6 separate regions of the Homo sapiens genome follow, and all the other regions are linked to region 6. A link is an interaction called in ENCODE POLR2A ChIA-PET data of the cell type or tissue named here. Cell type or tissue: OCI-LY7. All regions are shown on one strand. Region 1 has its middle 28 kb from the start of PTPRC. Region 2 has its middle 34 kb from the start of PTPRC. Region 3 has its middle 7.6 kb from the start of PTPRC. Region 4 has its middle 18 kb from the start of PTPRC. Region 5 overlaps LOC124904478 (a long non-coding RNA gene). Region 6 overlaps PTPRC (protein tyrosine phosphatase receptor type C).

Region 1 (4,000 bases), 71 kb before region 6:
CATATACCTCAAAGATCAAGGAAATATATGCGCCAAGTAAACATTATTTGTGTTCATTTCTAAAAAGAAAAATTGCATTGATTTATTTACTAATAAAATGTAAGCAACTAATTCATTAGTCTGTAGTATTTACATTTGAGCTGCTAAGATAACTTAATTAATTGTGAATAATAAGAGAATTTTTATCTTTTCTGTTTTTGAACAAGAATCCAATGATTACTATTTTATATTATTAGTAATTTATTAATAATGAATTAGCAGGTATTACCAAACACAGCACTGCTTCTTGAGAATCACTATATGTTATTGTATCATAAAGACAGAACCAAAAACCAATGTCCAAATAAAACCAAAAACAAAAGCCAAAACCATCAAACAAATAAACAAAACTGAGGCAACTTCAGGGGCTTTGAGTCTGGTTGGAAAGGACTTCTATTGCAACAAATGCTGATATTTGTTAAATCATTAAGATTATTTTATTTACAGAAGAACATAAAAAATAAGAATCTGTGTGTAATGCATGGTTTGTTGAGGTCTTGTCTTTTGATCCCATGGTGCCTGTAGCTTGTCTTTTGATCCCATGGTGCCTGTAGCTCTCCCTTACCACCTGTGTGCCCAAGAGGAATTGTCAGCTAGCTTGAATTGGCCTCACTCTACCTCTTACACACATCACATCCAGACACTGCTCTTGCTCCAGAGGATTCAACTACCATCTTTGTCCATGTGGAATTCCAAGTGGCAGACAATGAATAGGCCAAAGCACCTCATCCGCTGGATTCGAAAAAATAATGTGGTAGGTGAAATCTCCATTCTTGTTATACTGTTCTTTTAGCTTCTATAGCACATTCATTTTGTGAAAGTCAAGGGGACTCTCACAGGAAATTCGGATGAAGGAAAGATAAAAGCTAAAGTTCTAGCCAACTTCAACAACCCCATAGGCCTCATAGAGTAAATCTTTTAAAAGCTAGCTCCTCCAGAACAGGAGTGGAGTGGGGCCCATAAAAAGCCAGCCCAGGTCATCTGCCTCCAATGCACATCTGCACACTCCCAAATCTGTCTATCCCTTGCCAGTCTCATGCTTCCATCCTTTACTGAAGGTAAAAGCTTCAGTAAAACTCTACGCCTTCACAAAGTAAGAGAGATCATTCCCAGGATCCTTCAGAATTCCAGCAGGCTTGAGGATGTCCTTTATATCCCCTTTCATATTAGAGGTTTGCATACATTACAAAACATTTAAATTAACCTTTACTGACTGCTTTTTCTGTATATCCCCATACCTGAACCCACTTGGGGTTACACTTAATGAATGTTATTATTTTAATTTAGAAACTTTTAGAAATAAGGAGGTTTGGACAAAGGGTTGTCATTTCCTTCTGCCACATGCCCTAACATATTTATAATAATAAAATGAACAAGTTACATATAAATAACGATTTATGCATGTTTGCTGAAATATTTCAGTATGTCAGAGCAAAATAATATTCATATTGTACTTTCATATTTTATAATTTAAGCTCCTAAATTCTTAAAATTTGCCAATTTCAAAAACATTCTGTTTTCAAAAGATGGTACCTAACATTGTAATGATTATGCTATTTTCTTTTTAGCTGTCAGTATTTAATTGTGTGAAATAAATTATGTGGAAGAAAAGCAGATGTACTGGTGAACTATTTTCTGACAGGTTTTTTTAGTTAAATGTCAAGAATTTAGGTCATTTGGGTAACTGAAGTTTTCTATTACTTGGCAGGAATTTGAAGAAAATTCTAAGAATTGTAGTAGCTATTTTTGGAAAGTGTCTACTTTCATATGAAAATCCTGTCTTTAGAACATGCATAAATTCAGTGACACTCTTCCACACTTTCTTGCTCCCTTGCTATTTCTTTTTTTCGTTTCATAGCAGGAGCCTAAAGCTTTTATGATTTAGCTGGTCTTCTTCATCGAAAGGAATACAGAAAGATCTTACTTTTGCAAATTTTATAAAAACAAAACCACCTAAATATCTTCTAGGACTTTGAAAAGGGCTCATATAAGCCAGAGACCTTGAAATACTTCAATAGCTTCCAGGTAACTTTACCTCTGTTTCATTTCTGAGCTCTTGAACAGTGGAATCCAGTATCTGCCTTTATTTCTTCAACATGAGATCATGTTCTTGGACAGGACCCTTACATAGCTGCACACATTTACTGAGAGAGAACCAAAGAAAGGGATTCTGATTTAAAGTGTCTAGATTGTAGGGTTGACTCTCCCTTCTGCTTGTCCTTCACCAGAACAATTTACCTCTGGCCGAGTGATCTATTTAGTTTGTTGGGAATAGACATAAAGGAGTCTGGCCAGGCAGGAGCTTCTTTATTTTGCAATGTGTTCTTGAGTCTCAGATGGTTCAGTTCGGATTCAACCTTGATATGTGTTATGAAAATACAATTAAAACCAAAATCATCTCCTAACCCAGAAATTCTCTCCACAAAGGTACTAGAGCTAAGCATTAGAAGACAAGCATTAAGCCAGACTATGTTGCACTTCACAAGCAATCTGCTAAGAGAGTACCAAGGCGGAAAGGACTCTCGCCCCCATATGTATAGCCAAGGAGATGTAACCCATTGCATGCACGTTTTCAATAAAAACAATAACTAGTCTTCAAGTAAGAAGACTTAACACTCACACATAATTTGTCATAACTTTCCCATGGTGATTAAGGTCAACATTTCCGTTAGCTGATTGACTTTATCCAGGGGAGAAACAAACTTATCATGTCTCTGTGACAAGAGGTAGTTTTACAACTTGGAGCAACATGCCCATGGAGGAAGTTAGAATTCTACCCTCCCACAGAAACTGAGAGATAGGGATGCTATGTGTACATATCAAAAAATGGCTCCTAGGTTCTTGAGAAGGACAGCCCTTGGTCATGAAGCTGATAAAAGGCCCCCGCACACATCTTAAAGAGAAAAGAAAGTGCTTACAGTTACAATTTTTCTGAGGCGAATGCACTAAGAAGGAAAATCTTTTCCTATATTTTCAACAGGGAGAATTAAGTCTCTTAATGATAATTTGTATTGCCGTCATAGTGTCATAGAGGAAAGACCTAGGTCAATGAGAGGATTTTGTCTCAAATGTTTCATTAATCATCTTTGTGCAATGACTTACTTGTCCTATTAAATCTTGCCTTATCTAGATATGATGTTGTTTCTTTTAGATTTTCTTTTTCTTTTTTTTTTTTTTTAATTATACTTTAAGTTTTAGGGTACATGTGCACATTGTGCAGGTTAGTTACATATGTATACATGTGCCATGCTGGTGCACTGCACCCACTAATCCGTCATCTAGCATTAGGTATATCTCCCGATGCCATCCCTCCCCCCTCCCTCCACCCCACAACAGTCCCCAGAGTGTGATATTCCCGTTCCTGTGTCCATGTGATCTCATTTTCCAGATAGTTTTTGATGATAAAACCTAAGTGAATCTGTTCTTTTTTTTTTTTTTCTATTCATGATCTTTCTTGATTGATTTTATCCTGTGCCCAAACCAAAACAGCACAGCACCATGGCTATGAGAAAGAGGTCTCAGAAAACTGAGTGTCGTTATCTGGCTTTTAAAGTTTGCCCTATCTAGATATGATGCTGTTTCTTTTAGATTTTTTTACACCAACTTTTGTCAGATAGTTTTTGATGATAAAACCTAAATTAATCTGTCCTTTTTTTTCTATTCATGATCTTTCTTGATTGATTTTTATCCTGTGCCCAAACCAAAACAGCACTGTAACTATGAGAAAGAGGACTCAGGAAACTCAGTCAATATCTGGCTAACAAAAGTCTATGCGTGGTTCCTCCTAGCCCTGCTATGACTTTTCCCAAATGTCAAATGTTGTTGATGTCTCGTCTCACAGATTTCCCTGTCTACTTGAGAAAGGCATAAAACCCATTTTATCTTAAAAATGCTCGTAATTGGGATCGCACTTTAAGTATAATGCTTACTTGATTACTAAATTTATTGTCTTTTTCTTAAA
Region 2 (4,000 bases), 76 kb before region 6:
TTAAAACTTTTGATAATCTTCCCATTGTGCAACTCCTAAACTCCTTAGGGTGGACCACACCCCACTGAGAATTACTTGAGTAAAGGGACTGTAACTGTTTTGCTAACATCATACATATAGCAAAAGGAAAATAGGACAGTGCCTGTTATTTATATGTATGCGTGTGTGTAAGTGTGTGCATGCATAGGTGTGCAGGTGTGTGTGTTACATGAAAAAATAAATGATAGAATTGTAATTATTATTATAGTTTCTATAAGATTTATAGTAGAAACTCTTTAAACAAGCTCCTCACTTTTACCAAAGGCCGCTTTCATATACAATTGGATAATGTGATCATCTAGCCAAGGAGGTAAAATAATATTGATTAAAGCCATGTAAATACTGAGATAATGTATATAAATATGTAAATACCTAACAGACTATTATCAATTCTGTAATTTTATAGGACCCTCCTACATTAAGCATTGAAATTTTGTCTAAAAATATTAGTTGGATCCACCATTTCACCAATTTGAAACGATACTTGAAGGCTATTCTTTTAACATTTGACTACATAAAGCTAATAAAATATCTAGTGATGAAAAAAGAAACTGCTATATGAAATAATATATCTGGTTTACTCTACAGATACACCTAAGTATGAAGACATAAATATGATCTAGAAGTAACATAAAATATTAACGATGTTTTTGTATTAGTTTCCATTTATTCTCACTAGATGATTAACGAGACTTTTAGTCAGAAGCAACTAATGGATTTTTGTTGTTGTTGTTCCTGACCCTGTATGATGCTCTTCTTTTGACATTTCCTTTTTCATCTTTTGTGTCTTACTCTGATCTATAACCCATGCTAAGCCAAAATAATCCACGTGGATGGTAATTTACCTCAAAATTGATGCACTAATTGGAGATAATCCCTTCTCCACACTCACTGCAAGGTCAGTTGTTTAAAGTACAATGTCTTAATTAACCTTGAACTGTACAATTAGAGTTCTGCTGTTTCTATCCATGTTTGGCACCTCATAGATCCAGGCAATAACATCTCTCCAATTGCAGTTGCCAGTTACATAATGCCTGCAAGCAAGCTTGCCTTCCTTTTGAAATCACACAGCAGGAAAGATTTTATAGAGATCAGCATGTATTTCTGAGCTACCTGGAAGATCTCTCCAAAATTACTGAGAAGCCCTTCATCATACTGTATTCCACCTATTGCATGACAAAATTTATACTCCATATCCCATTCCTGCTTCTAGTAACAGTAAGAATAAGTAAAAATTATTTATTTGCCTTTTGTTCACTGAGGTCTCATTATTTAATTTGTATACATTATGGTGTAATAGCAAAAGTGTCCTCTAAACTGCAAAGCTATTAAGTATAAAATGTCACTGCATTTTACAGTGCCACTATTTTTTGTGCTTCTTTATTTTTCCATTTTTGTAATTATTCCACTTGTTACATACTTCTTTGCTCATCACCAGAGTTTTTCTTATGGATTATAGCAAATAGCCTTTATTTAAAGTTTATGTGTCAAGGATAATGCTTGTAAAGTGCAATAGATATGCTCTATTTTAATTCCTTACTTGAGATAAGTCAGAAACTACACAGTTGCATAGATATTGATCCATTTTATAAAATTAAAATTAAAAATATTAATAACAACTGTACCTCATGTACTAGTGATATCAAAACTACATTAATTAAATTAATTTTTAATAATTCTATTTGGTAAAACTTGGCACTTGCTGCTTTGATAATATCTTCTTAGTGAAAAATGTTAAGTCACTTTGTTCCCTATTATTCAATCACAAATGCATGAATAACAACAGGTTCAACTTATCTCATGGCCCAGCTTTCCCCTGAAGACTCTACAATACAGAGGTTCTGGACCTGATCCAAGGAAATTGGGAAGTCCACATGAAACCGGTATATAACTGCCAGAGAGAATTGTCATATTTCTCTTGACTATGAAAATGTACACTTATTACTTAAACCCCTCACAAAAAAATGAAAAACTATGGCTTCCTAATAAATGGGTTTCTCTCCATTTCATATCTATCAAGATATTTGGTAAAAAAGTTTTTTGAAAATTAAATTCTTAAGGATTTTCCTTATTGGGGAAAAAAGGGCTATCTGTAACTGTACGTGTTTCTAGTAGTAAATGTCTAACAGTCCTAAAGTTCCAGCACATAATCAAATGACAGATACTTACTCTGTGCCACATTAGATCAGTGGTTCTCAATCAGGGGTGGTTTTACCCCCAGGGGATATCTGCCAATGTCTGGAGACATTTTTGGTTGTCAAAACTGTGGGGGAGGGGCGGGGGCTGCTACTGGCATCTAGTGGGTAAATGACAGAGGTATTGCTGAACATCCTGCAATGCCTAGGACAGACCTCACAACAAAGAATTACCGGACACAAAACTGTCAATAATGAGAAAACTTAGATTGTATAAAACCTGCCACTTTAAGTCGTCAGAATGTGAAATTTCTGTATAAAAAGTTAATTCTATGAATGATTATTTTTGTTTTCAGAGGTAGCTAAAAATTTCAATTGTCAAAATTCAGATTAAAAGCTACTCTTAGTGATCAAGTCTCATAAATAGAAAATAATTTGGTGGAGGTGGCCGCATAAGGGGTGATTTGTGGTGACTTTGGTAGTGCACAAACACAAAGCACCCCTATGAGCTGCCTTTTGAAGAGGGAAAAAGCTGTCTATCAAGCAGTGTATGTAGCTCATTAGTTACCTAACTGGACTCTCTGTTCTTTGCAAGAGAAACTTCCTCTGGGGTTGGGAATGGGGGTGGGGGACCCTCAAGGGATGGGAGGAGGGGTGAGCAGTTTGCAAGTCTGAGAAATACAAATCTTTGAGGTGACTAAATTAAAAACATGCTATGAAGCTATAAACTCACTCCTGAATCTGTGGCCTCAGGTCAAAATCCCTGCAGGAGAGCTGTTTCCTCAATGCCTGTGCTTGTTAACATTTTCTGTAAGGAGCAGCCCAGAGCTAAGTCAGCTCTGAGCAGGACTCTACAAGGCCACATCAAAAATGACAACAGGCGGGCCAGTGTGATGAGGCATCGGTGGGAGGTTCACCCCGGGTGAGGATTCTGTCATGGCACACTCCGGGAAAATAGCAAGGACAAATGTAAATGTTCTGTTTCATTGAAAATCACTTTGGAGTATACAAAGCCTATTCTTTTTTACTTGAAAAGCTACCAATTTCTGCATTTATATGTGTCAGAGATGGAGATTTTGATGGACCACAGAACAACCTAGTAACAATTCCTATGCATGTGTTCTCCACACAGTTTAGATGGTACAATTTGGCATTACTCCATCTCCTTCTCTCCTGATAACACCTCACCTTTCTTCATTTCTCTTGTAACTGTTTCATAGCTATGGAAGAAGGAGAGAAAAACTGCCATGATTACTCCGTGTTAATTGAAAGTGGTTTTAAACCAATCAAAGGTAAAAGATATAGCTCATTTCTGTTGTTTCCCTAACTTATTTTAAAAAATATACAGGGGTTTCAACTTGTGGCAGTTTTATACCCCAGAGGACATTGGCAATATCTGGACACATTTTTGGTTGTTGAAAATTTTGGTTTGGTTGAAAACTAGATGTTAATGACATCTAGTGAGTAGAGGTCGGGAGTGCTTCTGAGTATCTAATAATATCCAGGACAGATCCCTACAACAAAGAATTATCTGATCAAAATGTCAGTAGTGGCAGGGACTAAGAAATCCTGGCATAATATAATGTCAGGAGTACCATATGTCATAATCAATGCTTATCATTTATTGAACTATTACTATGTCAAGTAAACATTCTATCTACTTAAGGAAACTCAATAATCCTGAGAGTCAAAAGATTATGCCTCAAACTTTCTGGGCCTTTTGAAGATAATTATTTTATAGATTTTGAATATGAAATTAGTTGAGAACAATTTCCAACATAGTTGTACTCAGACATAACCTGTTAAGAATACTTCGTCCAAAACAG
Region 3 (4,000 bases), 50 kb before region 6:
ACCTTCCTAGGACCATGGTAAAAATCAGGGTCTAAGCCAACACCTGTGTGACAGGGATGAGGAGCCAAGAAATATGGTGAAAGTTGGGGCTTCACTGAGAGTTCAGCATTGATGCAGACCCTTTGAGGTCCTCTTAGGCATTTTTCTTTTAATCCTAAATTCGATGGAATGGGGTATGGTACACACTATATGATTTTATTTAGAAAAGACTTCTTAGGATGAAGGTGGATAATGGATTGGCTAGTGAGAAATAATATTAGAGGAAATATGGGCAAAACTGTTAAGAGGCTGTTTCAGTTGTTTATTTGAGATGTTGGTAACTTGGTCTAAGATAGTGATGGTCTAGACAGGAAGAAGTTCATAAACTTAAGATATGTTTAGAAAGTAACATGAAGAGGTATTAGTGATAAATTGGAGGAAGTAAGTTTCAAGAATGATACAGAGTGATGAAAAGAGAGTTGAAATAGCTGCAAGAACCTACCTAACTCAGCATACTGGCTGCTGCTTTTAAGAATAAAATGGGTAAGAAAACCTCCTTGTTACATTGCATTTTGTCAACCCAGAGACAGACTCAAGATCATATCGAACTAAAGCCAGCATAATCAGAATTTATATGATAAAAACTTTAGGCAAATCAGAGTAGACAATGAATCTTTTTAATGTGTTTATTGGCTAAAGCAATATATAATGACTTTGAGATGTCAAGAGTGTGATCGTTGAGACTTGCAACAAATTGAAGTTCTAGGAATACATTATATCAAAATTATACATTCTTACATGTGTTTGGCTCTCATTTTATTTAGTTCATTCTTATTTACCTTTTTTTTTTTTTTTTGAGACAGATTCTTGTTCTGTTGCCCAGGCTATAGTGAAGTGGCATGATCAATCTCGGCTCACTGCAACCTCTACATCCTGGGTTCAAGCGATTCTCATGCCTCGGCCTCCCCAGTAGTTGGGATTACAGGTGTGCGCCACCATGCCTGGCTATTTTTTTGTATTTTTAGTAGAGACAGGGTTTCGCCATGTTGCCCAGGCAGGTCTTGAACTCCTGATCTGAGGCATTCTGCCTGCCTAGGCCTCCCAAAGTGCTAGGATTACAGGCGTGAGCCACTGTGCCTGGCCAGTTTTATTTACTTTAGATTAGTAGGGTTCAATCCATAAGTAACCTGTCACTGTTTACCTTGTGACTCTGTTACAAACTTGGAACATCAGTACATCTATGTTCTTTCAATTTTGAGATTCGCTTTAGCTTTTTCAAAGAAGCTTTTGTTTTTTTGTGTGTGTGTGTGTGTGTGTGTGTGATCATTTTCTATTGGAATTAATTACAAGATGAATGCCGAAATTTTAATTTGAAAGTACACCCTTTGCAGCATTGGTAACACTGTCCACTGATTAGTTATTGATGTTATGTTGCTGTTCCACAGTGTACTCAAACCACTGTGTGATTCAGAGATGGACTTCTAGAAATTTTTTTTTTGTGGATAAAAAAAAAAACAACAAAAAACACAGACCATTATATTTTCAAGTAATCAGAGCTACCAAAGAAGAAACCACTATGAAATACAGCTTCACATCAAATTGATGACAAAGAGTATGTGAGTTGTATGACAAGTGATGAAAAACTGCACATGAAGGTAAACAAATTCATGCAGGTGAGCAGAACACCAGCTGGGTAGACATGGTGTGAGAAAAACATCACTGACAGCAGAGATACAGTGAAGTGTGCATGATGTTTTGTTTTTATTTTCTATTATGTTGAAAAGGCAATAATACTATCTTAGCATTGTCGTGAAATCTAAATTAGTTAATTAATCAAGCATTCGATAAATGGTTTAAACACACTAGGTTATAATTAAGCATATATAATAGACCATGGATGGATTTATGACATCTATTTTATACTGTTACATTTTCCAACATTATGTATCCTCATAGAATTTGGAAGCTATTTTAAACCCTCTGCTATACTTGCTCCATGCTGTCTTTATGCATCAAGATATGCAAATGGCAGAACCCAGACAGGAAAGTCATTGCCAAAAGCCAGTGCAGAAAGAGATGCAGAGACAGAGAGAGACAGAGAGACAGAGGTTTCAGCAACCTGCAGCCATCAAAGGAATCGACAAATGTTATACATGGCTTGTAACACTGAATGTGAGGCCTGAAGTAAAACACATACATCTCAGCTTAGACCTCATGGAACAAGAAAAATATGAAATCCACAGAAGGCCACTCCAGAGTGGAAGACTCCCTTCATGTGTGAAAAGTTACAAGACTTTCTCAGTAAGATGGATTTGGAAACTGGTCTCAGAGTTCATTACCTATGCTGTATAGTTCTTTGTATTTATTACTGGCTTATTAAGCAGTCTGGATTCAATCAGGTATAAATATTAAACATCATATATTATCTTGCCACTGGTCAGCTATGCTTCTGTATTTCATTGATTCTAAGATGCACATTTTATAAAACATATTTTAGGGTTGCCGAAGTCAGGATGCATCTTGAAACCAACAAGTATCTTTAAGTTAATAAAGCTAAGAATATTTAATTTCCTCTTTCCATCTTTTAACAATATATATGGCAGGTCCCACAACTTCCTAGTAACTTTTGAGTAAAAACAACCCAAAGTTCATTTCAGGCCAGTTGAATACTTTACTTTCATATCTAGTTTAACTCTTTCACCTCTTCTTTATCTTTAGTACCCATCAGGACTTTGCCTGTGACATCTGCAGAAGGGAACACATATTTCTTTTCTACTTATCTTTGTATTTGCATTTTACACAAAGGCAGAGAGATATGTTTTATCAAGTACTACATATTTCTTTTCTCAATGCCTAAATTTTCAAAATACAAAATGGCAGAACGCAAAAATGTTTCCTGGTCGGGTCCTAGGGGAACTCTTCTCCCTCCCTATATTTCTTCTGTTGGGGTTAGAAAGAGGAATAGGATGTATGCTATGTTGGTGTATGTTTAATTATAACCAAGTGTGTTTACTTTATACCATTTATTGAATGTTTGCTTAATATGCTTAGTTCTCATGGCAACACTTAAAAGTATTATTATCTCCATATTAGAGAGATGAGATCATTGCTAGAACTAGGATTTAACCATGTTTCTTGGCCACTAGGAAAAATATTTTCTTAAAACACCATATTAAAGAACTACAGTGTTGGCATTGATCATTGAGACATAGGTATATATGCACTGGGTGTATCTAAGATGACCAGGAAAGTTAAGATTCTAGTGCTCAAAATGAGAAAAACTTTCAAAGCAGCACCACCTCCCACCTTGGTCAATTTGCCAGTGGTAAGACTTGTCTTTGTCTGTATTTGCATTTTACCCAAACACGGTACCACATATTTCTTTCCTCAATGCCTATGTTTTCTTTTCTTTTTTCTTTTCTTTTTTTTTAGATGGAGTCTAACTCTGTTGCCGAGGCTAGAATGCAGTGGCATGGTCTTGGCTCACCATAACTCCGCCTCCTGGGTCCAAGTGATTCTTGTGCCTCAGCCTCCTGAGTAGCTGGGATTTTGGGGACATACCACCACACCCTGCTAATTTTTGTATTTTTAATAGAGACGGGGTTTCACCATGTTGGCCAGGCTGGTCTCGTACTCCCAACTTCAAGTGATCTGCTTGCCTTGGCCTCCTAAAGTGCTGGGATTATAGGCGTGAGCCACCACGCCCAGCCCTCAATGCCTAAATTTTCAAAAGACAAAATGACAGAATGCAAAAAATGTATTTCTAGAACAAATCTTAGAGATGTAGAAGTAGTCTCTCCTTTGTGCTCCTATATTTTCATTCATTGATAAGGATGTGTATACAATTTTGTAATTGCTAGAGTTAAGTAATTTGGTAATTTATTTAACTGGTAAACACTTCTACTGTCATCATTCTTTGCCTGTGCAACAGCACAAGCTTCTCCACCGTTCTCCCAATTCTTACTCTTGCCAACCCCCAATATGTTGACCACGCCACAGCTTCATGTGTAAATCTTCTCAT
Region 4 (4,000 bases), 60 kb before region 6:
GAGATAGTTTCACGTATGCTACCTTTGACTCATCCTCATGCCACCCCTCACCATCCTTGGTCTTTCTTTTTTACAGCTCTGATGGCATCTCTCATTCCAAAACTTGCTGAAGGTGCCAATACTACTCCCACTTGCCCCTGCTGCTGAAATCTGATATGCACAGCAAGGTAGCTGAGGTGCACTGTTGAGGACATTAATGTCTACATTAAGGACCATACATCTTTTGACAGAATTATCTACACCATATCCTGTTGTTGCAGAAGCTACCTGCAGCAGTGCTCTGATACCTTGTACCAAAACACTTCTAGATTTCGGTTGCATGTTTAATTGTAATCCTCTTACCAGTTACAGAAGCTAGATCTGAGATATTATGCAGAGAGGCAAAAACTGGCTGCAGAGAGAAGGAAAGATACAGGAGTACCAGAAACAGAGAGGGATGGAAAACCTCATAAGCTGCTAGGAGGAGAAACAATTTCAAATGGAGACGGAAGTCATACCTTAATGTGCTGATTTCAACCAGGCTACTTATGTAACTGATGCAAATGACCACGGAGGAGGGATCCTTGAGTTTTTTCGGGTACTGATATAGAAGAAGACACCTTACAGTGTCAAAGGAAGTTGATGGATTCACCTTGGCTGGTAAACAGCTCCAGAACCTGGCTGTGCTGTTATTGTCTTTGTGCATTATATGCCTTCATTCAGGGGAAATGGGCCCTTACACTAAGATAATGTTTTCCATATTTAAATATTGGCATATATGAACCTTAGAGATTCTGAAGTTTAAATCATTTGTTTTGGCAATTACAAAACTGAGACTTGCTAACTTGATTAGAAAGTCAAGCAATTTGTAGAACACCACTCAGCTAATTAATAGCAGTAAAAAGACTAGATCCTAGATCTTTGATTTTTAGTTCTACCATTCACTATATCACTACTAGTGAATTTTTCTGATGCTTTCTTGAGAGTATGGTCTTTATAGTATGTCAACAATTGTAAACTTGCAGCTAAAATAGCTGATCATATCCGTCTACAGGGAGGCACTACACATTTGCGTGAATACTTCCTCTTCTATTTGAAAAGTGTAGATTTACTTACATTCTTTTAAATATATCAGCACAGACTATCAGGCCGAGGATCACTGTCTTCCAACACAGTAAACATGGACCTGGTTCTTGTGCTCCAGAGAAACAAATGAAAGAGCAGGCCTCAAGGAATTTTGTTCATTGGGATCAGTGGGATCACAAGTATAGATCTAAAGAATGGAGTTCCTTCAGAGCTCACTTCAGGTGGCCAAGATGAAAATATGTACTTTCCTTCATAATATACTTAAGAAGATAAGGTCAGTTTTGTCATTGATCTGGTCCTATTCACCTTGTTTTTCTCTCTTAAATTATTTCTTTACCATTGTGGAGATAATCAACCGCATGGTGTCATCACTCATTTATCTCTAAGCATAACAGACATTTTCAACCCATTTCAGGTGTCCTCAAATTATTCATTTTTTATTTAAATGAAGAATTGTCCAGAGTTAGCATGTAAATATTAGCTAAGGGCAGGATGTGTGTGTGTCATGGAGGGGAGGACCTCTCCTGTTTAGGAGGAACTGCTGGCCCTAATATGCATGTCACATACATATGAACCTTGATCGGCTGTCATGCGGAAGGAATTACACTTCCGCTGGCCTCCCCTACCACAACCACAGGTGGAATCTAAGCTAGGCACTGAACTTGGCTCACACAGCTGTGAGCTTGCGCTGAGTCTCATCCTTTGCTGTGGAACTCCCTCTGCTGCTTCCTGCCCCAGCAAACTCCCCTCTACCCAGCCACTGGAAAGGAGTCCCACAGGAGGGGAGGGACAGTAGAGTAGAGCCCAGCTTCTCTGTCCAACACATAAAAGCTCTGAAAGGCAGTTATAAAAGGCTGAACTGGGAGCAGGTATTGTTAAAAAGGGAACCACTGACTTCCTGTGAGCACATGTTCCTGTCTCACTCTTGCTCTGCAGCACAGTAGAGGCTGTTTAGTTCATCACAAAGGAAGTGCATCAGCACTCCTGAAGATGCTACTCTAAGGGCACCTTTGAGTTGTGGGCCAGGAAGGCATTCCATAGTAAGACGAAGGAAAGGCCAAGTTCCTATTGTTAGCGTCACTATGCTTCTGGTTTTATAGTTTCCTAAGTTATTGCCACAGGTCATGGATCTGTGGCGCTCAAATGTTCGCTCACAAGGTTCACAGCACATTCTTTGCAGTTGCACCACCCAGCTAGGAGGGGCGAAACCAATGGAGCATTTTAGGCAGAGCTCATTTCCGCCCACATCAAAAGTAAGAGAGAAGTTTGTGGAGAGCTACATTTGAGCCCTCCATTAGCTGTTTTACATCTTGTAGGCCAAGGTGACACTTTCTACACTATGTGCTGGTGAGATACCACATGGACAAAATGTTGTAGAGGACCCAGCCTGAAAAATGCTCAGGCTTTAAGTCTGAGCAATCTCCACCACATCTCTACTCCACATCCCACCCCTCCTGGAATTTTAAGTCAGGAGACACATTGTGAGTGCATGGACAAAATAAAGAAAAGAAAGAGAGAGAGAAGAGGGAGGGAGGGGGAGAGAGAGAAAAAGTATATCAATTAAAAGTTTGCTGAAAGAGTCATGACATAAAGAAGATGAAAGAAAAAAACAAATTAGATTGTTACCAAGCTGTACATTCTTTGTTGAGGGAGAATAGAGATGAATTGGTAGCAGAGAGGAAGAAAAAGGAAGCATTTTAAGATGCAAAACAGGAGAAATCAGACTTAAGCAAGAATGGAGAAATAACTACATTTATCCACATCAGCTGTATCTTACCAGTTTGACTACTCTAAATGCTTGGGGATAATCTGGGAGTTTTTCACTGCTCCCCTCCTGCTGACAGTCCCAAACATATTGATGAGGCATTTTTAATAGCTTTCACCTCTGGCTCCTACTACAGCTTCATGTCTTTTTCCTTGGTTCTTATCCTCATCGTGGTGTCATGATTATTGTCCTCTCAGTCAAGCCCATCCTGTGCTACTGACTGAATGATTTTTATTAAAAATAAATTTTCCCCTATGCCTCTCCTGCTTACAATGCCTTATGATCCTTGATTGCTCACAGATTGAAATCCAAATCTTTGAGGATCCCATTCAAGATCTTTCAGTGCCTGAGTATAGCTCGTCTCTCCAAATTCTTCTTCTGCATATTATGTGCCTGCTAAAGAAAGTACTTACAGTTGTTCAAATGAGATGTTTCTTTTGGAAACCTCCCTGCATTCCTACCTGCTAACCCCCTATTTGGAAGTTAATTGTTGTCTTCCCCCACTCAGCTCACAGGTGTCCCCTGTGCACCTTCTACTGCCCACTCAAGCATAGTTGATCACTTCCTCCTTTAGGTCTCAATGCCATGACAATTTAATCACACTCCATTTTCATTATTTTTTATAAGTCTGTTTCACTACTTGGTACTGAGCTTCTGCTTGTAGAATGTGCACTTTGTTCTTACTTATTTTTGTGTTCTTGGGTCCTATTGCCAGTGCCTTGAATATACTAGATATAAGTCTAAAAATATTTGTTAAAGAATAAGTAAATGAATATTTCAGTGGAAGAAACTCTTTTCCCATGTGGGGACTTTGCACTTTCTGTCACAAAATTTGACTTAATCTAACTTAGGCAAAGATGTAATTTATTGGCTAAGAGAAAACGTTTAGGGATATAACTAGATTAGACATACTAGATTGAGTATGCAAACAATATCATATTTCTCTACATCCCTTAGTTCCCATTCCCATGGTTGAATTTAAGCTGCTTTGGCTTTAGACTTAGACTTTCTATGGTAGCAAGGGAAGACTCAAACCCCAGCCTTTCCAATTTTCAGTCCAGCAAACACACATGTACACACACACACACACACACACACACACACACACACACACCCAACAACAAAAAACAGAAGTGAGAATCTCTTTCTGCAAAATGCCACTTAAAATTG
Region 5 (4,000 bases), 85 kb before region 6:
TTCTAGTAAGAAATCTGCTGTCATCCTCATCTTTGTTCTTCTTTATGTAAAGTTCTTTTTTTCTTAAACTGGTTTTGATATTTAATTTTTAGCACTGGTTTTGTTTTGATCAATTTGTTTTTGATGTGCCTTGCTGTAGTTTTCTTCATTTTTTTGTCCTTGGGTTTCATGGAACTACTTGTATATGTGTGGTTTTATAGTTTTAATCAGGTTTGGAAATTTTTCATTCATTATTTCTTCATATGTATTTTCTATCCACCCCTTTCTAGAGACTCCAATTAAATGCATATTAGGCTACTTAAAGTTGTTCCATAGTTCATTTATGACATTTTTGAAAATTATTTTAGATGTTTTGTTTTGGATAGTTTTAATTGTTATGTGTTCAAAATCACTAAAGCTTAATAATCAGATAATCTTATATGGTGTATTTTTTAAATCACATACATTGTACTTTTTATCTCTGAATATTTGATTTGGGTCTTTCTTATACCATTCTTATGTTGTTACTTATTTGTTTGAATATATGGAATGCAGTATTCTTTTTTTATGCTTTTATTCTATTATCTGCTTATGTTCTGGGTCAGTTTCAATTGATTGACATTTTTCTCATTATGAGTCATATTTTCCTACTTCTTTGCGTACCTGGTAAGCTTTTATTTGATGCCAGACACTTTGAATTTGCATTGTTGAATACTGCATGTTATTTGTATTCCTACAGCTTTTTGAGCTTTGTTGTAGAATGCAGCTACTTAAAAACAATTTCATATTTTTGTGTTTTGCTTTTATGATTCATTATGTGGGACCAGAATAGTGTTTAGTCTAGGGCTAATTGTTTTCCACTATTGAGGCAAGACCCTTCTGAGTACTCTACTAATGCCCTGTGAATTAAATGGTTGTGCATTCTGGCTGGTGAGAGCTCAGTGTTAATGCTAGACACTGCTTTCTCTAATTTTTTGAGTGTTTTTTTTTCCCCTGGCTTTGGATGGATTCCTCACATGCATGTGTTGATCAGTATTCTGCTGAAAAAAGGACCTTCTTCTGCAGGTCTCTGGAGTTGTTTTTTTTGTTTTGTTTTTTTTTGGGTTTTTTTGGTGCAGCTTTCTATTTTCATATACTATATCCTGAAAACTCCAGCTGTGTTGGCCTCCCCAGACTCTTGGTTTCATCTCCTCAACTCAGGAAGTTCTCTAGGCTGTACTTGCATTCCTCTTCCCTGTTCTGAGGTCTGGATTATTTTTTTAAATCAATAAGCTGAGGAAAATTAGAGATCACCTTGATTGACTCCAGTCTTTCAGAAATTATTGTTTTTTATTGTTTGATGTCCAATGTATCGAAGATCATTGTCTCATTTTTTTACTTGTTTTTGGTGACCATGAAGAAAAATTGAGCAGGGTAGGGGATAAAGGAGAGTGTGGAATAGATTTGGTTACATTACTTGAGACCCTCTTTGAATGATTAATGTGAAGATACACTGAAGGAATTGAGGGAGTGAGCCATGAGGCTATCTTGAGGAAGAACATTTGAGGCAGAAAGATAAGCAAATTTAAGAAGAGCAATAGGAGCATGACTGACTTGCCAAAAAACACTGTGGGGGTCACTGTAGCTTGAGACAGTTCACAGGACTGAGAGGATGAGACTGGAGAGAGAACCAAGTGCTCAAATAATACGAACCTTTTAGGAAGAAAGCACTGTGGTTTTATTCTAAGTGTGATGAGAAGCTATTGTAAGATTTTCAGCAATAGTGTATGTGTCAAAGAAAAATATTTAACATTTTAAAGAATAACATGTTGGATGCTGTGTAGAAAATTGATTGCAAGGGGTCAAGAGTAAACGTAGATTTGGACAAGGGTAGTAACAAATGATACAATTATAGAATATCTTAAGGGAAGTGCTGATAAAATTTGATGGATTGGGTGGATATGAGGGAAAAAAAGGAATAAAGATTTATTTCCAAGTTTTTTGCCCAAATCATGGTCTCATATACTAACATGGATAACAATGGAGAGGAAAGTTTTATTGAGGAAAATTGAGTTATGTTAAGTTTGAGATGCAAGTTGAAATGTCAGGTAGGCAGTTATTCAAGTCTGGACACCAAGGAAGAGACGGAATATTTTAGAGTCCTCAGCATACACATGGCGTTGTGTGGAGATCAGTAGGAAGAGTGAGGCTAAATAAGTCCATGGACTGGTTCTGGTGCATTTTAAACTTCAGAGGCTGGAGAATTGAGACTGAATCAACAAAAGACAAAGGAGTAGAAGCCAATGATATGGGAAAAAAATCAGGAAAGTATGGCATCCTGGGAGCCAAGCACAGAAAATACTTCAAGAAATAGGAAGGGGTCAACCATGTCTAATGTTGCTGAGAGATTGAGTAAGATAAAAAGCAAAAATTGACGTTGGATTATTCAAAGTGCAGGTCTTCCGTGATTGTTTCTTATTATCCCACAAAGCCTCAAATCTTGGAGGCATTTCATGTATTAAATTAAATTTATAAGACTAAGATTCTGCCTTCATCCACTATCCCTGAGGTTGAATGATAATTTTACTTTTCTTATGTGTCTGTGATTAAATCCAGAGATACTCGCTGTTTTTCATTTTTCACTCACTAGATTGTTAAAACTTAATATGGGAGCCAGTGCCTTATCATCTGAGGAATGATAGAGGATGTTCCTATAAGGTTTGCCCTCATAAATCTGCATCTGTCTAGCAAGGTGAGGGGTAACCTAGTAGCATATGGGCTCACCTTGTGTCCAGGAACAAATCAACTTGTCTTGATCATAACCTAACGTAAAAAGCCAGACTTATATGCAGAATTCATTTCTCTGTTTACTTTCAAATGTTGGCACACTATGTATGTACCCCAAAAGATACTGGGAATTCACAAAAACCCAAATATACAGTTTGGTAAAGACAATCTACTTTTACCCAGTTAAAGATACTTCGCCACTTCTTGAGAGTAAAAACAATAAGAATAAAACTTCAAAAGAAAATAATTAACTGTAAAGCCTATTTTCCTGTTTGTGCTTTTTACTTTAGATTATTATTTATTTAAACACTAAAGAGGAATTTCTAAAGTAATGTCTATAAGGAAGCAAATGAATTTAGCCAATACTTTATGTGCCTGATTCAACATGTTGGTTAAGTTTTAATTTTACAAGTACAGTTGGCTCACTAAAGCCATTACATTCTTTGTATCTGAGTTGACTGTACACTACACAACAAATTTCTTACTATATCATCTAGATGTCATTTAGGGGAGTTTAAATAATCCACAGGTAATACAACTTCTAAGTGAAACAATGTCTTTATTTTTCAGACTTGACAGTAGCCTTAGTGAAAAAGTACTGTGAAAGTTTTCAAGTGTTAGAGAGAAAGTGGAAGTGGGTGCTTGGTATAAATGTGCCACTCTGTCCCCAGTGCCAAGGGCCCTGTGGTGAAGCTCTTCACAGAGGAAGTTTAGCTCTTCCACAGAGGTGCAAGGAGCTAGCTACCCACTTGATCGTCCTTCTTCCCAACCTTACAAAGGGAACATTCCAATTATCTGACTGAAAAGTGAGAAAAGGAAGAAAATGGAAGAAAAATCTGTTACTTTTCAACCATACAACTTCATATTTTTAAAGTCAGTAGGGGCCAGGCATGGTGGCTCACGCCAGTAATCCCGGCACTTTGTGAGGCTGAGGTAGGCAGATCACTTGAGGTCAAAAGTTTGAGACCACCCTGGCCAACATGTTGAAACCTAATTTCTACTAAAAAACACAAAAATTAACCAAGGATGGTGATATGCAGCTGTAATCCCAGCTACTCAGTAGGCTGAGGCAGGCGAATCGTTTGAACCCAAGAGGTCACACCACTGCACTCGAGCCTGACTCCGTCTCAAAGAAAAGAAAAACATCAGTAGGATTGAAGTATGAAAAGAGCCAGGGTTTTAAATGATAGCTTCTCTCACACAAGAGTGAAGGGAATAGGTTAAGAACCTCTCCCCTACTTTAACACTCTATTTT
Region 6 (4,000 bases):
CCCCCGTGATCCACCCGCCCCAGCCTCCCAAAGTGCTGGGATTACAGGAGTGAGCCACCTTGCCCGGCCAAGCTCGAACTTTTGACAGAAGGATGCCATTTTGAATTTGCCACTGTGGCCTCCAGATCCATTGCTGAGGATGGGCTCGTCACACTTCAGCAGCCTGTCCTGTTTGTAAACCAGCCAGACATAGCGGTGGAGATCTGTGCCCTCCGGAGGCCCGAGCCCACGTAATGGAGATGACTGGGCCACTGCTAACGTCATTACCCTTCATGTTGACCACCAGGAAATGACGCCATTCAGTGTATTGGGGCTTCTTCCTGCCGGGAGCGTCCGGGTCTGTTAGGACCAAGGTGTAGAGTTTCCTTGACTCAAGATCATCCCATGAAATGCTGGTGGGTCTGTTAACCTAGGTGGGCGTCAGCACTTTGCCCAGCTCGTCCACCGTCGCCCTGGCGTAGGCGACATGCAGCGAGTGCTGCGGCTGCCCGTCCACTTCCTGCAGGCTCAAGGGCCTGGACCGCTTGCTGAGGTCCCTGGCATGGCTGTGCAAGAACGCAGCGCGCAGCTGGGAGTGCCACTAGGCAAGGCGCAGGCGCAGCGGCGACTCGGCAGCCTCTGAAAACTAGCCAGGGAAGCCGGGGCTCATTTATAGGATTTTAAAAATATTATTAAAGGCTTCACAAACTGTCTTGTTTAATAGCCACAACATTGGGAGGCCGAGGCAGGCGGATTACCTAAGGACGGAGTTCGAGACCAGCCTGGACAACATGGTGAAGCCCCGTCTCTACTGAAAATACAAATATTAGCCGGGTGTAGTGGCGCATGTTTGTAATCCCATATACTCAGGAGGCTGAGGCAGGAGAACCGCGTGAACCCGGCAGGCGGAGGTTGCAGTGAGCTGAGATAGTGCCACGGCACTCCAGCCTGGGCCACAGAGCAAAACTCTCTCAGAAAAAAAAAAAAAAATAGATACAACAATCTCCTTTTAACTGAAGAGGAATGATGTAAAGTTATATAAAGTTCAGAGGAATTGATGTAAAGTGAATCGTAAAGACTTTGGAATCTCCTACTAAAATATTTTAACAGGAAAGAGACACATCAGTGCATTTTACAAGCAGATCAATGTGGCGGTATCTAGCATGCATGGGGAAGGGATGGAGGAAGTTGTCAGTTTAGAAACTGAGTATAAACATTATTGAAATAGGACATGATAAGTACCTGGACCAGGGTAAAGGCAATGGAAAGGAAAAGGAAGCCACAGACCACAGATAGGAGGAATTCAAGGACTGTGTACCGAAATTCAGGAGAATGATGTGAAATAGATGCTCTGAATCCTCTATTCCCAGGAGGCAGCATTATGGAGTTAGGAGAAAATGCAGGAGCTTTGGATTCTAGTAGACCTGGGATTGAGTTTTTACACTGTTACTCTATATTCGAAGCAATATATTTAAACCAGCTGTGTCTTCCTTTTGTCCTTTATAAAACAAGAATAATAATGCTTATCACATAGAGATATTATGAGGATTGTATAAGACAATGTATCAAATAGTAGGTATTCGGTAAATGTTCCTTCTTTACTAAAGATAGAGAAACCATTTTCTGATGTACAAAGGGATGAAGAGCTGGCCCAATATGAATTTTCCCAAAGAAGTTAAATGAAAAGGATCTCATGATCCTTTTCAGGATTTATTATTTACGAATGTTAATATATTATTTTAATATTTTCTATCTTATGAAATAATTATTTGGTCAAAACATAAGACAATTGATAGGAATATACAGCATGGAAAATGGTTACCAACTAGAGCTGCAGGGTATCAGGGAATGTGACAAGGCAGCAAAATGTTTCTACACATGTCTGTTTTTTCAGGCATTATCTTTCTTGAGACTATCAAGTGTGTATTTAAGGAGCCATTCAACTTACTTCAGTGCATTTGCTTGCAAAGGGTGCAATGTGATGTTTCCTACTGGTAGGGTCGTATTTCATATGTGGTGATAGTGTTGCTGAACAAATAGGAAATATCCTTGCCTAGACTATATTTTATCATTTCATTATCTAGTGGTAAAGGAATGTGAGTTCTATTTACAAATAAACATTTTGTCTTACTTTTTTCTTTGTGATCTATTTTCTCCAAGTTGCATAATGTAATGAATTAATAAAGCTTAGTTGCTGGCCAAATCAATGGTGACTTTTTATGTTTTTAAATATAATATTAGGTTTAACTTATTTTTGTCATTAAAATATCATTTGTGAGTGCTTTTCAAAATGAAGTGCTTCTGAAATAAATCACATAATAAAACTAACCTTACTTTTGAAATACATTTTTATTGAAGCAAACACAAATCAATCTGAAATTCAGCATTTTGTAGCAGTTAAATGTATAGTCAGGCAGCTTCAACGTCAACTAGAGAAGTTGTGGTTTTAACCCCGAGATAGGGCTGATTATGCTGGTGCTATGGCAACCTATTGCACCATTTGGTAGCGCCTGTGTGCTTAACCGCATGAGCTGCGCCTCTTCCTTTCCTATAAAGACTCAGAATAAGAAAAACAGAAGTACACCGAAGAGAAGAAACCACAAGAGCAGTAAAGACACTGCTGTTAGCTTTTAGCTGTGCAAACAGCAGTCTTATGAGAACAACACATTGAAAACCTCTTCTATTTGAAAGTGTAGCTTTTCCCATTATGCCTGGGTTCCTTTAATGATTTTGAAAGTAAGCCAAGTGTTTCTGTTCAGAGTTTTCATTAAAGGGAAATAAGAAGAAATAAGCAGTGCATTTATCAGCCTTTGCTTTTATTGTCCTCAGCTTTAGGAGTGGGAGGCTTTTGTGCAGCCTCAGCAGACATTTTATTCTGTTTGTGAGATGGGAGATTAGTTTCTATTAGGTGGACTCCCTATAATCTAGCATTTATTTTCTGCTTTTTTTTATTATATTGTAGTTAGTTCACAAAAAAAAGTACAATTTTAATTCATCTCCTGGCTCATTTAGAAAGGGTTGTGGTTGGTGCTGTAAACACGTTTCTACATAACTAGATTAAATTCACAGACACTCACTGTCCTAGCACTGTTTATTTTCTATGGGGAGCTTCATTTACCTATTCTTTCCCTCACCCCACTTCTTTTACAAGGTATAGGTTGATCAGCAAAGGCTTTTGTATGTTTTCCTTTGTTTCAAAGTACAGACATAATATAATCATAACTTTTTTTTGCATGTTCTACTATTTTTCCTTCCTTAAAGATTTGGGTAAAAATACTGAAGGACAGACAAGTTCATGCTACCATTTTTGTTAGGCATAGGCCTGTTCACTTTTCTTCCCATTTTTCTGAAAAATAAGAATCTACCCCTTTTGTAGTCATTGTCCAGCAATTTACACTTTTTAACAATAAGTTTTAATGTGTGGTACTCTGAATCCCATTTTGATGGTTATACATAATATTTACTCATTTTTGAGTCCCTAATAGCTCTTTAGCACAAATACTGGATTTAGCATTAAATATTTTTTCCTTACAGTGCAATGCAGTTGAACAAGCATGGGGGTTTTTACAGTCAGACAGATCTGCATTTAAATCTAGACTCATTTTGCTACAAGTTCTTTATTTAGCCTTGCATACACGTTTTTATGATTTTGAGCTTTCATCTGTGAAAAGAAGAGAATACCATCTACTTTGTAGGATTTCTATAATGATTAGATAAAATAATATGTAACAGTATTTAGGACAGTGCCATTCACATAGTACCCGCTTATTAAATAGTAAACACTGTTGATAGCACCAAATACACTAATAAAAGATTTCACCACTTATGCAAACATCTTTTGATGATTCTTTGTTCTTTAATGATGATCGTAACCTATCCTAGAGGAAGCAAAGAGCTACAAAAACATACACTTACTAAGGGATTAATATAATTAAATGGTTTTTGCTATCTGAAGTATATTGCATAAATCAGGTATATATCCCTGGATTTAGGTAAATGAAAACAGACATTTTCATAAGAA

What was found. ChIA-PET counts read pairs that join two places held together with the same protein. Peaks named below come from ENCODE experiments on the same cell type or tissue, not always from the same donor. Only the 100,000 strongest peaks of a DNase experiment are listed, where the experiment ranks them.
Region 1: POLR2A ChIA-PET joins it to region 6 with 18 read pairs; 14 of 35 experiments call an interaction of 5 or more read pairs at or near these places.
Region 2: POLR2A ChIA-PET joins it to region 6 with 15 read pairs; 12 of 35 experiments call an interaction of 5 or more read pairs at or near these places.
Region 3: POLR2A ChIA-PET joins it to region 6 with 16 read pairs; 17 of 35 experiments call an interaction of 5 or more read pairs at or near these places.
Region 4: POLR2A ChIA-PET joins it to region 6 with 54 read pairs; 16 of 35 experiments call an interaction of 5 or more read pairs at or near these places.
Region 5: POLR2A ChIA-PET joins it to region 6 with 24 read pairs; 9 of 35 experiments call an interaction of 5 or more read pairs at or near these places.

The regions. Positions count from the first base shown.
Region 1 is chr1:198,608,840-198,612,839 of GRCh38, forward strand. No RefSeq gene overlaps it. Among named protein-coding and RNA genes, the nearest start is that of PTPRC, 28 kb to the right of the region's middle. In OCI-LY7, no CTCF peak of the experiment used is centred here; no DNase peak of the experiment used is centred here.
Region 2 is chr1:198,603,324-198,607,323 of GRCh38, forward strand. No RefSeq gene overlaps it. Among named protein-coding and RNA genes, the nearest start is that of PTPRC, 34 kb to the right of the region's middle. In OCI-LY7, a CTCF peak has its summit at 2,386 (motif pointing left); a DNase peak (open chromatin) is centred at 2,308.
Region 3 is chr1:198,629,445-198,633,444 of GRCh38, forward strand. No RefSeq gene overlaps it. Among named protein-coding and RNA genes, the nearest start is that of PTPRC, 7.6 kb to the right of the region's middle. In OCI-LY7, no CTCF peak of the experiment used is centred here; a DNase peak (open chromatin) is centred at 1,649; H3K4me3 peaks cover 1,369 bases; H3K27ac peaks cover 2,612 bases.
Region 4 is chr1:198,619,395-198,623,394 of GRCh38, forward strand. No RefSeq gene overlaps it. Among named protein-coding and RNA genes, the nearest start is that of PTPRC, 18 kb to the right of the region's middle. In OCI-LY7, CTCF peaks have their summits at 313 and 528; DNase peaks (open chromatin) are centred at 1,677, 2,307, 3,367, 3,937 and 4 weaker places; H3K4me3 peaks cover 4,000 bases; H3K27ac peaks cover 4,000 bases.
Region 5 is chr1:198,594,440-198,598,439 of GRCh38, forward strand. It overlaps LOC124904478 (a long non-coding RNA gene), which reads right to left. Exons shown (of 2, transcript XR_007066781.1): 2 at 3,285-3,544. Among named protein-coding and RNA genes, the nearest start is that of PTPRC, 43 kb to the right of the region's middle. In OCI-LY7, a CTCF peak has its summit at 1,659; DNase peaks (open chromatin) are centred at 1,602, 2,762, 3,432 and 3,812; H3K4me3 peaks cover 3,231 bases; H3K27ac peaks cover 3,451 bases.
Region 6 is chr1:198,679,499-198,683,498 of GRCh38, forward strand. All of the region lies in intron 2 of PTPRC (protein tyrosine phosphatase receptor type C), which reads left to right. It also overlaps the pseudogene PEBP1P3. Among named protein-coding and RNA genes, the nearest start is that of PTPRC-AS1, 14 kb to the left of the region's middle. RefSeq lists an enhancer at 2,172-2,742. In OCI-LY7, no CTCF peak of the experiment used is centred here; DNase peaks (open chromatin) are centred at 1,940 and 2,493; H3K4me3 peaks cover 3,642 bases; H3K27ac peaks cover 4,000 bases.